Linked DNA regions of Homo sapiens: regions 1 and 2 are each linked to region 3. A link is a loop called in an ENCODE intact Hi-C map of the cell type or tissue named here. Cell type or tissue: GM12878. All regions are shown on one strand. Each heading gives the region's core, and the rest is flanking DNA. Links, peaks and the distances in the headings are about the cores only. Region 1 has its middle 47 kb from the start of SERPINB8. Region 2 overlaps LINC01924 (long intergenic non-protein coding RNA 1924). Region 3 overlaps LINC00305 (long intergenic non-protein coding RNA 305).

The links. Hi-C counts contacts between places; a loop is a spot of excess contacts. Peaks named below come from ENCODE experiments on the same cell type or tissue, not always from the same donor. Only the 100,000 strongest peaks of a DNase experiment are listed, where the experiment ranks them.
Region 1: a loop joins it to region 3, with 3 times the contacts of the local background. A loop is called at or near these places in 1 of 110 quality-filtered maps.
Region 2: a loop joins it to region 3, with 4 times the contacts of the local background. A loop is called at or near these places in 1 of 110 quality-filtered maps.

What each region holds. Positions count from the first base shown.
Region 1 is chr18:64,014,372-64,020,599 of GRCh38, forward strand. It overlaps a transcript of SERPINB8 not described here. Among named protein-coding and RNA genes, the nearest start is that of SERPINB8, 47 kb to the left of the region's middle. In GM12878, for the core only: a CTCF peak has its summit at 3,695; no DNase peak of the experiment used is centred there.
Region 2 is chr18:64,198,498-64,204,709 of GRCh38, forward strand. All of the region lies in intron 2 of LINC01924 (long intergenic non-protein coding RNA 1924), which reads left to right. Among named protein-coding and RNA genes, the nearest start is that of LINC00305, 53 kb to the left of the region's middle. In GM12878, for the core only: no CTCF peak of the experiment used is centred there; DNase peaks (open chromatin) are centred at 3,930 and 5,054.
Region 3 is chr18:64,098,412-64,102,411 of GRCh38, forward strand. It overlaps LINC00305 (long intergenic non-protein coding RNA 305), which reads right to left. Exons shown (of 7, transcript NR_190189.1): 5 at 166-229. Among named protein-coding and RNA genes, the nearest start is that of LINC01924, 3.7 kb to the right of the region's middle. In GM12878, for the core only: no CTCF peak of the experiment used is centred there; a DNase peak (open chromatin) is centred at 2,050.

The DNA.
Region 1 (6,228 bases), core at 1,304-5,303, 83 kb before region 3:
TTTGAACCTGTTACAATTGAGGTTCCTGCAATGTATACATTTAAATTTCACAAAGGTAGCCTCATAGCTGGGTATGAAGCTTGGGAGAGAATTCTAGATGGATGAAAGGGCCCTGGGAATGGCTGGGAACGCTGAAGACCTCAGAAGAGAGAGTGTGGGCTGAGCATCCTATCAGCAATCCTTCCTCATGCCAACTCTCTCAGTCTTTTCATGCCAGACTCCTTTCACTGTGATCATCCTGTTTCATAAATAATATATCTTGTTTTTGTTGCATATTCCAAACAGTTTCCACACATTATCTTTGGATTCTACGGGACATCATTTTCAGATTATCTTTTTTCTGAGTATTTTGCATGCTGCTTCTTTTCCTTTGATCGAAGATTGTTCATCTCTTCAGGCTCCATGCCGTTTTTAAAAATTCCTACTTATTCTTGAAAAAATGTGAGACCTGTATATCTGGAAGGCAAATTGAGCTACCCAGATTCAAATCCTTTAGCCAGTTTCTGAAAGGCTAGCAATCTGAATATCTCGCCTCTTGAGTCAGCCTCAGGCCCTCTCCTATTAAGCACATTTTTTTAAAATAATAAATTTTACCTTTTGGGCCTTTTTATCTTTTCTCCTATCTATAATGTTTAATTCTGTAGGCTCCAGGTTTTAGGATGCACCATGCCTTCGCCAGCCCTCCATTCTTTTTGCCCATTATTCTTCCAGAACATACCATATTCTAGAAGCATAATGGGCAAAAAGTTTTTGTCCCTGTGGCTGTTGTCATGTGTCAGACAGACCTAACTTCAGAGAGCATCGGCCTGCCCAGTTGTGGGGGTGGACAAATACCAGGGTCCAGCATTTGGTGAACTTCAACTTCAGCCCTGACCAGGGCTGTCTCAGTAACCGGGCAAGGGTGGATTTGTAGATAGACTTCAGGAACTGGCTCCACGGAGGTAGGGAAGGCAGTTGCTAACAATTCCGAAGTCACTAACTAGTTATATGACCTTGAGCAAGTTACTTAAAATCCTTTGGGCTCAAATTCTCCTTTGAAACATAAAAGGGTTTGCCTAGATGATCCCTAAGTGGCTTCCAGCTTGACGTTCCTAACAAATCCGCAGCACAACACTATTTTGGGCCATATGCTTTCCTTTCTGCATTGAGATTTTTCATTACTTTGTAAGCTTTTCTTATTTCAAAGATGACTTTCGTTGTTAGAAATCTAACTTCACTCTGGTGTGCTTGTTATGTCGATACCTTTTTCATTTCAGTTAAGGGCTTTGATGATAGTTTCCAGTGAGAGCATGGCAAAATAAAATCATGTTTTCTGTTCTAACATTTGTTTCATCTTCATCTTTTGTCAGTGGAAATACCGCTATTTGTCATTTCAACATTTTCCAGCGACACTTCTTTCCTCATTTGGGGCCTTTGAAGTTTCTCTCATTAGAATGAAGCCCTTTGCTAACAGTTCTCCAGGGCTGCTGCTTGTGTCAGAGAAAGGGGTTTAGGCGAGCCTACTTAAGTGTTAAGCAATGTCTCTAGGCAATCTCCTTCTCCTCCTAATAAAAAGAGTGACATTCAATTAGAGAACCAAGGCTTGGAGGAAACGCCTGCCACAGGGCTCAGTGGCTCAAGTTGCTTTGCTGCTACTGTATGTTAGAAAGCTTATTTATACTAGACAGACCCTAGACACTTTTCCCCCCTGGAAAGTGTCCATGACCTGACAATTCCTTCCCAGAAAGAGGGCTGGGAGTCTGGGCCTGAGGGCTGAGGGGAGAGCTGACCCAGTATCCCTTTCTGAGAAGCACACTGGTGACTGAAGTGCTCAGTCAAGTCCTTCATCTGGGAAAGGCTTTGCTTATCCAATGGTTCACATGGTTTTCAGCAGGTGCAGAAAGAAAGCTTTCTAGCTATCTCTACTGAGACCGTTTTTCCCAAATCCCAAATTAGGGCACAACACAAGTGTGTTTTGGGAGACAACAGGTTTAAAATTATGTTTATTCCATAAAACCCAGGACCTACCTATGATATAATTCTTCAATGCAGGGTAGATTGCAGTAAGGTTTTTCATTTTTGTTTTTTGTTTGTTTTTTATTTGTTTATTTTTGTTTTTGTTTAGGTAGAGAGAAAAATCAACATGGGAGGAAGAGATAAACTTTTTTATTCTAAGGGAAGTCAGTGATTAAAAAGCGGTTTATGGGAAAGTCACAAAGATTCAATATTTGAATAGGGAGACAGTTTAGGAATATGCTAAATGCCTCCCTTATTTTATGGAATCGAAACTCAGAGAGTTTATATGGCTTGCTCAACACTAAGCACAGGTCCTTAAACATGACAGCAGTTAATATTTTCAGATTTCATCCAGGAGCATACATCTTGTTGGTGGAAGTCCTGAATTATGGGTATGGAAGACAAATGGGAACTGTGAGACCACTGTTGAAGAGCTGCTGAAGTTTCAAATCCCTCATTTTCCATGATATGTTCTAAACCTTGCTCTAAGCCCTAAGATTTGCATTATTAGAAGTAGTAACAGAGAATTGTTTTTGCACTTCCTTCTAGATTTGTAGATCTTCTTCTGCCAAGGTATGAAAAGAGAAATAGCAGCATCATCCTTGATTTCCACCTCTCTGGTGTTCCCATAGCCAATAAAAAACCTGTCTGTTCACAGCTCCACACACATTTTCCCTCTTCCCAAGGCCTAACTAGCTCTACTGCTTTAGTCTGAAGACTAGACTGTCCCTTCCTGAACCTATTCTTTAAATTGATATTAGGCTCATCATTTTACAAAGTAAATACAGTTATATCACACTCCATTTTTCGGTGACGTGAGGACATTTGAGCAGAAGCTTCCTGTTCCCCTGCTCTTCTCTTGACTTGGTTACAAATAGACCTCCAGGAATAGAGTCAGGATTAGGCCAAGGATGATTTCTTTCTATATGAATTCTAGTGTAATTTTAAAACTGCTTTAAAAATACTCAGGTACAAAAATACTGATTCTAAAACAAGCGTTTCCTATGAGGGTAGGAATCAGGTATAAATTTTATTGTATTCCATCAAGGAAGAGAGACAAACTTTGTGTATAGAGATCCATAGGTCAATCTGATTGACTTGATGATGATGATGAAGTTAACAAAAAGAAGCACAATTTTTCAGTATGTTCTACAATGCTAGGCACTGTATTAATACTTCCTGTACATGAACTAGTTGAATCTTCACAAAGCCCCAATGTGTTAATATCACCCTCCATTTTATATATGGAAAAAAACTTATTACTGAGAGATTTGAGATAATGGACCCCAAATCAAACACCTAATAAGGAGCAAAGAAAGATTTGAACTCACTGGATTGAACTTCCCTATGGAAACCCTGATCATTAGAGATAGCAGCAGCCTCTGCAGAGTGCTGAATCACATTGCACACCATCAGCCTCCTACCTTCTTTCCAAAAAGGATAAGTAAAATGACTTTTGCTCATTTATCTACTAATCATGACTGTGCATATGGAATTTTTTTGACTCTTATTTTGGCTGGAGACAAAAATTTTATTAGAGAAATACTAGTTATAATAATAATTTTAAAACTCCACCCTATTTAGAGCTACATTACAAACCATGCTGGTCACAATCACAATTGTCCCAGGTTAGAATTTCTTTCAGAAGTTCAAAAACAGACTAAAAACATTTCCAATATGATACCACTTGGTGTCGCCATTAGCCTGTATGAATTGAATGAGTGAGCTTTCCTTCTCATATATTCTAGACAAATGACAACTTTTTTATTTTAAAGAAGTACTTTCAGGTTAACTTGGAATGGATCTATCAGAATTCAGCTAACATTCTTGGTTTTTAATTTTATTTTTTCACAATGTAACAATGATCAACTTTAGGTTTATTTCAGAAGACACATTCCTGAACAAACAAATCTTCTGTAATTAAAAATAAAAAGCCTCAGTTATTGCATGCAAGTCTCTTGGTGCTTTGAATGGAAACAAAAGAACCAGAAGGAAACCCTTAAAAGTGTTTTCAAGAGCAAATCAATGCAAAGTGAATTGGAATGCTTAGAATTGATTTTTTACAACTAGTAATTTGATTAATATTACTCATCTAGTTTTATTCTGCAGAAGATTTTGTAAACATGTAGATCTATTAAAGTGGGTAGAAAAAATATTTATTGAATAATTATGAGCTAAAGACATTGTGTTTAGTGATTTACACATATAAAGTCTCATCATCATTATGACCATTTTAATTCTTTACTTTTGTTTACTGTTTTGCAGATAAATTTTAACGACTCTTATGAGGCAGAGGGCAAATATTAAAAATACTCAGAGAAACCATTGGAAACAAAGGGAATACAGGGAAAACATCTATGAATTACACTTCCTATTTTTCTGGTTTTATGAAAGCGTTCCAACGTTTATTAGACACACCTTGATATTGAAGTGCATATTTTCCTGGTTCTTGCTAAGATCATCAGAATACTTCAGGGCTTTAAGAAAAATATTAAAAACAAACAAAGTCAAAGAGAAAATGAATGTCTCTCATTTTTTTTTAGTTCTAAGGATTCTAACCTCCATTTATGATCAAACACCAGCTGGGTGAAGATCAAGGGCGGCCCAGATGCATGAGTGCCAACTACATCATGACTGTCACAATCTTTGTGCTGGTACAGATTTCATCTTCAGGTCTGGAGCTGTATAGAAAACTGCCTACTGGAAATTGTCCTTCAGATGTCTGCAGGCATTTCACACTTAACTTTCTTTCAAAATAAAGACATTTTCCATTCCTGCATCTGCTGCACCCCATACAGCCTTCATCTGATTTACCTCCTGTGATTCCAGTCTGTCTGAACAGCACCATCATCCAGTCAGTTCTCCAAGCCAGAAGCCCAGCAGTCATCTTAGACTTCTCCTTACTCTTGCCTCCTGCATCCAGTCACTTCTGTCTTCCTTGCCTACTTGTACTGTGTGTACTGATACATCTCATAATCTGTCTTCATCTCTCTGTACCTAGGGCCAGTGCTCTAATTCAAGTCCTCATCATTTCTCTCCTGGAAAAAGGCTGTTACTTCTTCATTCTTGCTCCCACTTCTCCTCGACTCCATCCTCCAGATTATTGCCAGAACCAATCACAGAAATCTAATTGAACAATACATCTGTTCACAACTTTCCAGTAGCTAACCAGTAGCTATAGGATAAACCACTCTCTTTCACGTTATATAAGAAAAGCCTTCAGTATCTACCCCATGTTTAATACTACACTACGCTGTTAAGATTTATGCCACAGCAACACTGATCTACCCAGTAAGTGGTCAGTACATTTTAGTTGAATTAATAAAGATAAGTGACAGTGTGATTTGATGGCCCATGAACTCCCGTATCAACCTCATCAATTGTCACCTCACCATTAAAACTATCTCCTTCCAGTCCTGAAGGTTTTATTGGGTTCAAAATTCCTAAAAAAGTAAGAAAGAAAGAAAGAAAGAAAGAAAGAAAGAAAGAAAGAAAGAAAGAAGAAATAAATAAATAAAGAAAGAAAGAAAGGAAGGAAGGAAGGAAGGAAAAAAGAAAGCAAGAAAGAAAAGGAAAGAAAGAAAGAAAGAAAGAAAGAAAGAAAATGTGAAAAGCTTTGGGAGTATTCAGCTTTCCTAGTAACTATGTACAACAGTTAGCTAACTAAGGATCTTCATTGTGCAGAGATGGATTCTGTGTTTAGAATCTGGGGCATGGCCAGAGGGTGCTGCAGGTATTCCTGACTTGCTTCACAAGGTGGCTTGGGGCCTTTGCTGGGAAGAACTCTGCTTTTGTAATTCTGACAGCTGGATAACCTTGGGTAAGTTACTCTAGTTTCTTTCAAGCAAAGTTAAAATAGCAACATTAACCTACCCCCCACAGGCATGTTAATAAGTACATTCTTCCCCAAAGTGCAATGTACGGATTTTCATTAGTCATAGGGCTACAATAATAGTTAATTGTCCCTAGTTCTTCTTGTTATTTACTGTTCACTCAACCAAAATATGTTACTGAAGGGACTGAGGGGAGAAAGTTGCAAAATATGCTGCTGTTCCAAATAAGTTGCCAAGATAATAAAAAACAATGTAATCAGACTGTGAGAAGACCTTCTGATTTCCATCCCAACTAATCATTAGAGATTCTATTGCAAACTAATTTTCTTATCTCTTATCTCTAAGTCAGCTCCTCTGCCAAGGACTTAAGGACTCAATTTATCATCTCCCTTAACAGGTG
Region 2 (6,212 bases), core at 2,213-6,212, 100 kb after region 3:
CAACTACTCAGGAGGCTGAGGCAGGAGAATTGCTTGAACCTGGGAGGTTGCAATGAGCTGAGATTGTGCCATTGCACTCCAGCCTGGGTGACAGAGCCAGACCCTCTCTCAATAAATAAATAAATAAATAACTTTAGGGACACTGTAGTCCACTTCAACAAAGGGTTATCCAAAACTTATTATGTATAAATACTGTGGAATTGGGAATAAAAACTCAAAGTTCTGGTTCTAGATCCTTGAGGAATTGCCACCCTGTCTTCTACAATGGTTGAACTAATTTACACTCCCACCAACAGTTTAAAAGCATTTGTATTTCTCCACATCCTCTCCAGCATCTGTTGTTTCCTGGCTTCTTAATGATCATCATTCTAACTGGTGTGAGGTGGTATCTCATTGTAGTTTTGATTTGTATTTCTCTAATGACCAGTGATGATCAGCTTTTTTTCATGTTTGTTGGCTGCATAAATATCTAGTTTTCAGAAGTGTCTATTCATATCCTTCACCCACTTTTTGATGGGTTGTTTGTTTTTTTCTTATAACTTTGTTTAAGTTCCTCTGGAAACCATCATTCTCAGCAAACTGATACAGGAACAGAAAACCAAACACTGCATGTTCTCACTAGTAAGTGGGAATTGATCAATGAGAACACATGGACACAGGGAGGGGAACATCACACAGTGGGGCTTGTTGGGGGGTGGTGGACTAGGGGAGGGATAGCATGTGGAGAAATACCTAATGTAGATGACGGGTTGATGGGTGCAGCAAACCATCATGGCACATGCATACCTATGTAACAAACCTGCACGATTCTGCCCATGTATCCCAAAACTTAAAGTATAATAACAAAAATTCAAAGTGCTGATAGGCTACTGAATAGGCAAACTGAATAGGCAAATGGGTCATGTCACCATTCATATGATGTATAATAATGAAGGCATGCTATAATAATAGCAAACATTCTTAGGTACTTACAGTGTCTCAGACCTTCTTTCTGAATCCTTAATCTGTATTTTTTTTCTTAGCTCATTTAAAACTCAGAAGAACCTCATGAGGTATATACTATTATTGTCCCTATTTTATAGATAAAGAAGATAAAGAAGGTGAGTGACCAAAATTAGCCAAAATCACACAGCTAGCCAGTGGCAGAACCAATACCTGAACCCAGAGTCTTAAGTCTCATCACACTCTGTAGCAACAACGGGAAATGGTTGATTCTGACTAGTAGCATAGGGGAGGAGGGAGGTTTCACAAGTGAGGAGTATTTGATCTATGCTTTGAAGAATGATGACAGTCTTATCCAATGATAAAGGGAGAAAGACTTTTTAAGGTTGTGCAGACCAGTATGAGCAAAAGCACAGATATGTAGAAGTGCCTGATGTATTCAAAGGAGAACTTACAGCTCCATGGTTGTGTGGTTGGAGACAGAAAAAAAGAGGGAAAGGGTTTTTGCAGTTTCAAGTGTTTCTGTCCAGACCAGAAATGATGTGATTTTTTAGTCTATGGATCATTTCAAGTTTAACATATTGGTATTTTTTCTTTCTTTGCATTTCCTTTATAAATACTCATATTTAGCAACATCAATCACATGCAACACATACAGTTTCCCCAAATTTTGCTCTTCTGTCATGTGAAATGATTGAATGCATGGGTATAAACAGATACGGATTGGTAGTATACATGATGAATTTTGCTAAATAAAGTATTATTTTTCTCTAGATGCATATGAGTAAGTTGAAAATACTAGCTTAGAAATGAGCGAACAGGGTAACATACAATGAAATAATTTGCATACTGGGTAAGCCCAGCGTCTTCACTTCATTAGTTTTTAATTAAGCCTCTGTCTGATTAAGTTATCCATCTCTTTTCTACAACCTTTTGCTTATAATTTTTTTCATTTGGTCCTTAGCAGCCTCCAAGAAGGGTGAAAAGCAGTATTGTTTGATTATCCCCTGATATCTTTCTTGTGCCTATCTTCTATTAAGTTTTGCCAAAAATATAATGTAAAAAATATCACAAATGCAATTCCATAAAATAAGTATAGGATGTGTAGAGGACATAGAATGTATAGAAACTGTGATGATAGTGACATGGACCCTTCTAGAGCACCCCAGGTTAAGACACATGCCCCAAGAATGAATGAGAAGCTTTTCTGGGCTTCTGAGCCTGACTCTAATTCTTCTTAAGGACAACCAAAGGAGAGCCTCAGGCTTCTCAACTAAAATGCCAAAAGATGATGGAGACCAGTCTCACAAGCAGAACGCCTGCCCAGGCCCCTGCCCCGGGCCAGGTATTTTGTAGAAGGGGCCTTTCTGGCTCTCTTCTTACTGTGCTCTTCCTGCAGGTCAAGGGGATATGCCTTCTCAGAACCTACTCCATTCTCCTCTGTTAGACACGGTCCAGACCTCCAAATTCTGGACGCAAAGTCTCCAAGCTGGTTTCCATAGCTTGCAGAGGCCTCTCCCCTGCCTGTCATTCAGAGAGCGGGCTGAACTGCTGTTTGCTTATCTTTTGTTCTGAGGAATAGCCAAAGGGTGGCTACTGTGGCAGCTACTAGATGGTGGTGGAAGAAGCTTGCAAGTTACAGTGCATTGTCCACTGGCCCATATACCTGGCCCCTCTTGGTTCAGGCCAGAGTTGACAGCGAGAAGAGAAGATGGAAGTTCTATGGATCCCAGGCTTTTGTTTGCACCCTTGTCCCAGGTGCAAATGTTAGGAATGAGCATGATCAAGACACTGAACCTGAAGAAGCTTAATTTAAGGAAACAATGACTGTGGAGCACCACACCTCACCTCATGTTTCTTCAGAAGTCGAATTTATTCTTTCACTTTTCTTTTACATTTCTTATTTATGGAACAAATATTTATTCAAAACCATTCTGTGAGCTTATGAGATGGCGTGGCAAAAAATATATATAAAAATATGAGATAGAGGAGGAACACTGCGAGGTTGTGGGCTCCTGGTAACCAGGGGAAGATGGGCTTTCAGAAGGACAAAGTGGTCAGCAGAGACATTGTCATGCAGTCTCAGAATATGCAGATTGAAGTGTCCTCAGTGGCTCAGAGGAGGGAAATGATTAGGTCTCTGGCAGGAGAGGTCCCAAGAAATGGCACAGGCAGAAATGAGGTTGGAGTGAATTAAAAAGTGAACAATGGTGAATGAGGGCCTGGAACTGGTGGGTAGAGTTTACTCTTCAGGATTTTTTCAGTGAAGGTTTACAGGAAGATACTGAAGTGGCTGGAATGGGAGTGGGATTAAGGCAGAAAGTTTTTAAAAGGGGGTATGTTTGACTTTGTTCAAAAGAAGCTGAGATCCCAAGGGTTTGGGGCACTGTAAAGTACACTGCATTGCTTATAACACTTGCATTTGTATGAGACTTGAGTCTTGTACAACAGGTTTTATTTCGATAATAAAATGTCTGCCTCCAGGTTTAGCAATAGGGCAATTTCTAGACAGCTAATCAATACGACTGTGCCCCTCCACCCTGCTCTCCTAATTATGTAATTATCCACAGAGCTATTCCAAGAACAACTAGGCTGAGCTCTTTTCTCTCCACATTTAGCTGGTAGAGTTCTATTCCCTAAGTAGACTTATTTGTTCCCTAAATTTTAATTTATTAACTGTTTCACCTGAAAGCAATCACCTTTGCAGTCAATTCCCTAAATAAAACATCTGCCTTTTCAATTCAGACAGCTATAAGTGAAGAAATACACCAGGGGAGGAGAATTATGTTCTCTTTTAGAAAGCAGAGATGTTTACAAAGACACGAATTCTGGCACCAGCTGCCTGGTTTGCATCATGAATGAGCTTGCATGGGTGCCATGAGAAAGTGAGGCCCGTTAGCCTGTTTCCTCCTGCTCGTCTGTGAAGAGTCTGCTTCGGCTCCTGTTTCTTAATCTTGCCTCTTGTATTGACCTTTTACAGAGGTTACTTGAGAACTGCAAGCTCTGAGGTCATTAGTTCTCACAGTGCTTTGTTTTTCTGTAGCATCTATTTGCATGCCATTTGTGGTTTCAACATGCTTTAAAATAATTTCTACGTTGAGGCCCTAAGGTGCCTTTCTTTGAGTTTGTTAGGGAGGCTTCAGAGACGGATGATATTCCTGCTAACTTTTCTGCAAACCTTGTTCTAAGTACAGAAGTCTGAGGGCAAAAGGTGGGTGGACACCTTACACTAGGTAATATTTTTATCTCTCCTAAGAAGTGTGCATGAGACAGACACTGAAGAAGATGAAAATGTACTATTAATGTACTGAGGGTGTTTTTCCTGAAAATTTGAGCCCTTCAGAGGTTTGGTTTTTAGCCATTGCTGGCAAACAAAGTGGTGGAGACCCTAAATAATAGAAACAATTCAGAGTTCTCTGGGTCCTGCCTGTTTCCAAACCTCTTCTGCTTACAGGAGCTCAGCCATGAGCACTATAGAGCTGTTTGTAATTATAATTCCTGAAAAAGGCACAAGTGCAGACCAGGTCTTGAGGCTTCCCCGGGCAGACTTCTTTCACTCTGCCACATGCATATCTGTACTTCGCTTGTCAGAGAAGCGAGCAGGAAACAAAATGAGCCCCTGAAAGGTTGTTCTCTTTCTTGTGACGGAAAAAAAAAAAGATTTCTGTGATGACGAGCCACCCAAGCAGCCCACACAGCATTGCGCAAGGCAAAGAAGAATGGAAATTTTTGTGGAGCAGAGGTGTTTCAGGAAGTACTGGGGAGAAGAGAATAGAAAAATTTATCTGTGCTAAGAAAGGTCTAGATGTGGCCCCTTATCCCGTTAAGCAATGATGGTTTGTAAATCAGCCCAGGACTTTGGAGGATAGAATTCCACAAGGTCACAGGATTCTTTTCACGGAATCAAAAACATTGGCTTTGGAGCATAACTCCACTTAACCCATGCAGAGCAAAAACAAAAAAGCTGCAATTTCATATACCAGAGGTTCCATGAAGTATATATTGGATGTGAAACAAAGCAGCTGGTTCTAGGTATAAAAGCAAAAGGAAGCGAAAAACCAGCGGACTGTGTGTTAATTTACTCTGGAACTGATTAACAACAGGTGCAGATGAAAATCATCACTACCTCCTACAATGTGTTTTATGACTGGAAATTACCAAAAGTTTCAAAATTTCCTTATGGTGGATGCTATGCTTGAGTAAAAAAGTTTTTTTAAAACTTTCATAACATTTTAAGTCTATACAAACAGAGTGTTTAAAGAGCTATGTTACAAAAAGAAAGAGAAATGCTGCAGTCAAATAACTTGGAACAAGGGTCTTTACTTCCTTCCATCAAATTCAGAAAACTCAACAGAGATTTGTAACTTGCGATAGACGACAGAACACAGTTCAACTTAATCGTATTTGTTGTCTTTACCTCACGTTGATTAGTCAGGGACTAGGCAAATTGTTTAGTTAGATAAATATTTGATATCTTTCAGCTTTCTCATCAGCACAGAGAAGGCAATTTACAAAGCATTTCCTGAATGAACCGAGTATATTATATCCCAGTTATTCTTTTATAGTTTCTTTTCAATTAAAGATAATTTTCTTCTTAAGAGGAGACCTATGTTTCTGATTTCTGATTTCCTCCCTCAAAGAGGTGGCTTACACTATTCTATTTCCATATTACCAATTCTGCCTACATCACATTCTTTTCAGAGCTCAGGGCTTGCTTCCTCAGGTGACAATTTCAGAATGCAGCACTATCCTTTTCATTATCTTTCACTTCCATTTCTGCATTAAGAAACAGTACATCTCAATATCCACTTAACGTAACTGGATTGCTTGTAACTCAAAGGATAAAGGGTTGAGTGAATGGATAACCCATTCTCCACGATGTGCTCATTTCACATTGTATGCCTATATCAAAACATCTCATGTACCCCATAAATATATATACCTATCATTTACCCACAAAAATTTAAACAAAACAAAACAAATATCCACTTAGAGTATAAGGAATTGGTTTACCTCTCTGAAGGAATTTTTAAAAAATATATATTCTTTTTGAGATGGAGTTTTGCTCTTTTTGCCTAGGCTGAAGTGCAGTGGCACGATTTCAGCTCACTGCAATCTCTGCCTCCCAGGTTCAAGCAATTCTCCTGCCTCAGCCTCCTGAGTAGCTGGGACTACAGGCACCCGCCACCACGTCCGGCTAATTGTTTGTGTTTTTAGTAGAGACAGGGTTTCATCATGTTGGCCAGGATGGTCTCGAACTCCTGACCGCA
Region 3 (4,000 bases), core at 1-4,000:
TAGTGGCTTTACATCTTGAAACAGAAGTAGAAAATTTGAAGTGAGTTCATGTACTCATAAGTAACATTCTAATTTGGGAAACAAATTATGAGAAACTCTATAAATAGGGTTAATTTTTTTCTTAGGTTTGTAACTTTAAAGAAAGAATTTGAAATGGTTACTCACCATGTATAATGCACAGTCTATGAAGGTTGATCATATCCAGGGGTGGAACCAGATAATTTCCATCCTGCAAGTGAAAAAAGAAAATAAATTGTTGTTTTCAGTGAATGCTGCAAAACACAATGAAAGTGAGTAACCCTGGGAGTGTAAAAGTCCCCCATTCTTCTGTGTGAATCAGTGCTCATCTAAAGCCTGGACCTGAACAGCCTTAGACGTGTCCTCTATTTGCACCCAGCCTGGTTTAGATGACCCCAAGCCTCTTTCTGAAGTTATGTGTGCGGTTGGCTTAAATTTGACAAAAATATTGGGTAGGGTCAAGGCACTAAGCCAAGTGACAAGGAGCATTGAAGTTTCATACAATGTAAGGAAGGAGAAAGACCTGAGGGAGAAGGAACCTCAGTCATCCCATGAATAGAAGGAAAGTGGGGTGTTTGAGCAGAGAGGATATAGAGGGATATTATTCAAATCAGTAAGAGGAGAAGATATCCTGTCTCTATTCCTGTTGACCTTCTCCTTCTTATCACCAATCATTCATTTACTTTTACTGTCTGAAGAGGTGCAAATATTGTAATTTAAAAAGCAGATATTCCTTATAATAATATATTAAATGCTATATACCTGGAAACATTGTTTTAATGTTTTGTCTGTGTATTCTATGGTCCCTAAATATGGTCACATTTCATACATGTGTACTCTCTAAATTTGTGATTTTAAACATTTATTTAAAAGCCCTATTTATTAATCACTGATCTTGTGAGGTGGTGATGGGTGAAAAGATGAATGAGGCACAATCGTAGAAACTCATAGCCTCATAGGGGAATCAGAGAGGTCAGCAGATGTTTAAAACCTGCTGAGAACTAAGTACAGGTTTCAGTGGTTAAGATGCAAGGTGCTGCTGAGGCAGGGTTGGACCCAGAGATGGAAGAGGCACCGACAGTGATATAGTTGGTCTTAAGCTTTGAAATGATCTCACTCCTGAAAATAAAAATCTTTTTTGCTAGCTGGTCACCTGAATTCATTTAGTTTACCTTGTCTTTTTCCTGTAGTAGGATTTCACAGAGGATTTAACGTGTAATGGTAAGAACTCGGAACTGAGTGCAAACAGTTGGTTTTGACCATCAGGGAGAATAAAATCCAGCCCCTTGGTTTTATTAGGTACTGGGATCCTCGTTTCTCATTGCAGATGGTGGATTTTGTAATGTTTACATCCTTCAAGTTGTGAGTTGCCCTTTCCTGAATACTTGATATGTTCTACATGGCAAAGTCTGCCAGTCAAACGGCACAAAAAATGGTGTGTTCTCAGGTTCCTTGTTAACATACATACAGCTTTTCGGAACACAAATAAGTTCAAAGTTGTGCAAAGCTGTAAGGTGTTCCGTGTTGCCCTGGGCATTAATATAAAGTGAAAGCTAGTTACAGTTTGCAACTGAATTAGTAGCAGTCTCTATTTATAATGCAACCCTACTTCGACATAGCACATATATTTTTAAAGAAAGACTTAATATCCAATTATTTTTACAAGAAAGCTGGCTGGCTAACTCCAAGAAGTTTAAGTTTTCCATTAAATATTGTTTTTTTTTTCTTCAGGGGAGATGGTTGTTATGACAGGATTCTTTTGCCTTATAAAAAGCCTCGTGTAACAGATAAAGTAATTAGCTGTAGACCAAAGTAGTTTGCTCTGTGTGATTCTTTAACACCCCCTCAAAGCTACTCAAGCATCATATTTCATTTAATTAAATACACAAAAAGTCAATTGGAGCTCTCCGCTACATGAAACTTCTTGAAAGTATGAAGAAAGAACGTCACAGGAGGGCTTGTGTGTTCACCACAACCTCAGGACTGTCCCGGTGCTGGGCCTTTCTTTTCCTCAAGGGGCTTCCCAGTACAACTCGAAGCAGTCAGGGCCAGGATTGTGAAATCAGTCCATCTTCTTCACTGGTTATTTGTGGAAGCCCAATTTACCCTACTTTTACCCACATCCCTAGGCAAGTGAGTGCAAATAACTGAAATGACTCATAAAGTCTTTGAATGAATTGATTTTCTCTTTTTACTTGAAATCAAAAATAAATGTTCTCTTTTTTTCTCTGGCAAATTGCCTCCTATGCAGTTATAGCTGTGTATTTCTCCTGGGATTTACAGCATTTGAAAATCAGCACTTGAGAGACTCGTGCACCTGTGTGTCCATATATGGCTTCCTGTTTTGTCACATGAGGCAGTTGCCTGCTATGTTCAGATTCAGGGCTTTTTGAGAGGGAGAGCCATGAATGAATGTCCCATGGAAGGCTGCTGGTGAAGAGTGTCATGACTCTTCTGTTTGCAATAGAGTGTGTTTGTATCCTCATTTATTTTATGGAGAAAACAGGGTGCTTGCTTTCCAGAGACCTTTCTAGGATTCCTCTGTGAAAACCTCCTGTGAAAATTCCAAATGGTTTGAAAGACCCTTGGATCCTCAGGAGCACAAAGCTGGACATCTTTGCAAATGATCTGAGCAACCCCGTCTCTACCATTGCTAAGTGCTGTTTATCTCCATTAGAATTTGAGTCTCATGGTGGGTTTGTATTTGATAACCCCTTTTTATGATCACCTCAGTTCAGGACAGGGGATTGAGAAGCTGTATTTTCAGAATGAAATGAACCTGAGCAATAATCATTAACTCGGCATCGAGGAACAAGAATGTGACACCCACCTTAGGGTAAAGATAACAGTGCTCATATGGGAACAATGCCCTCTGTATTGGTTTCCTTGAGTTGATGTCACAGAGTTCCAGAAGCTGGGTGGCTTAAATCAGCAGAAAATTGAGTTGTTGAGAGGCGCATGCTCTGAGGGCTTTTGGGAAAAAATGTTGCTAGCTTCTGGTGGTTGCTGGCAATTTTTAGCTTTCTTTGGTTTGTAGCCACATCACTCCAATCTCTGCCCCCATTGTCACATGGTATTTTCTCTGTGTCTCTGTCTTCACATTGTCTTCCCTCTATGTATGTGTGTGTGTCCAAGTTTCCTTCTTATAAGACACCAGTCATTGGATTATGTCCCACCCTAATCCACGATGACTTCATTTTAACAGATTACATTTAATAAGACCTTTTTAAAATCAGGTCACATTCTGAGGCTGTGGGTGGAAAGCTTCTTCTGGAAGAAGTTTTTGGGGAACACTGTTTAACTCACTACATTTTTCTATGGCATCTTCATTTCCTTGCAGCAGCCTCACAGAAAAGCAAAACCAAATTTACAGGATCAGTTACTCAAATGGAAATCCATCTTCAGTATGATGTGACTGCATAGCCAGAGTTTTCCACATGGTAGGTTGTAGCCTACAAATGAATATGGCTGCTTGAATGTGGCTGACTCTTTTGGGCTACTACTTAAAATTTTTCCAGTCATATTTTTATAGTGCAAAATAGATTCCCCAGACATTTCCTGAAGTGCTCAGTGTAACTCCACACTAGAACATGTGCCTTCCCAAGTCCTGACAACCAAGTCAATTTCACAAACCGACAACATCATCCTGTGTTCCGATGCCCCCAGTGACCGCTGTTCATATCAGTAATATTTGAAATTTATCCTCACTTGTCCCATAAACATACACAAGCACAAAGCCCTCAGCAGCAACTGGACAAAATGCTTTCATGAGAGAAGCCTAAAGGTCTGTCAGTTATTCTCCCTTTGCTATGCTCATTCAGCATTGCTTCCCATGATCTAGTGAGCTAAGACATATAAACTGATACTCAAGGCCTAAAAAACAATAATAGAACTTAGCATTTTAATCTCCTACCTTTCCCTAGAGTTTCATAGCAACTTTTTGGATTCATTATAAGTAGACATTTAGAATGTCAGCTTCCAG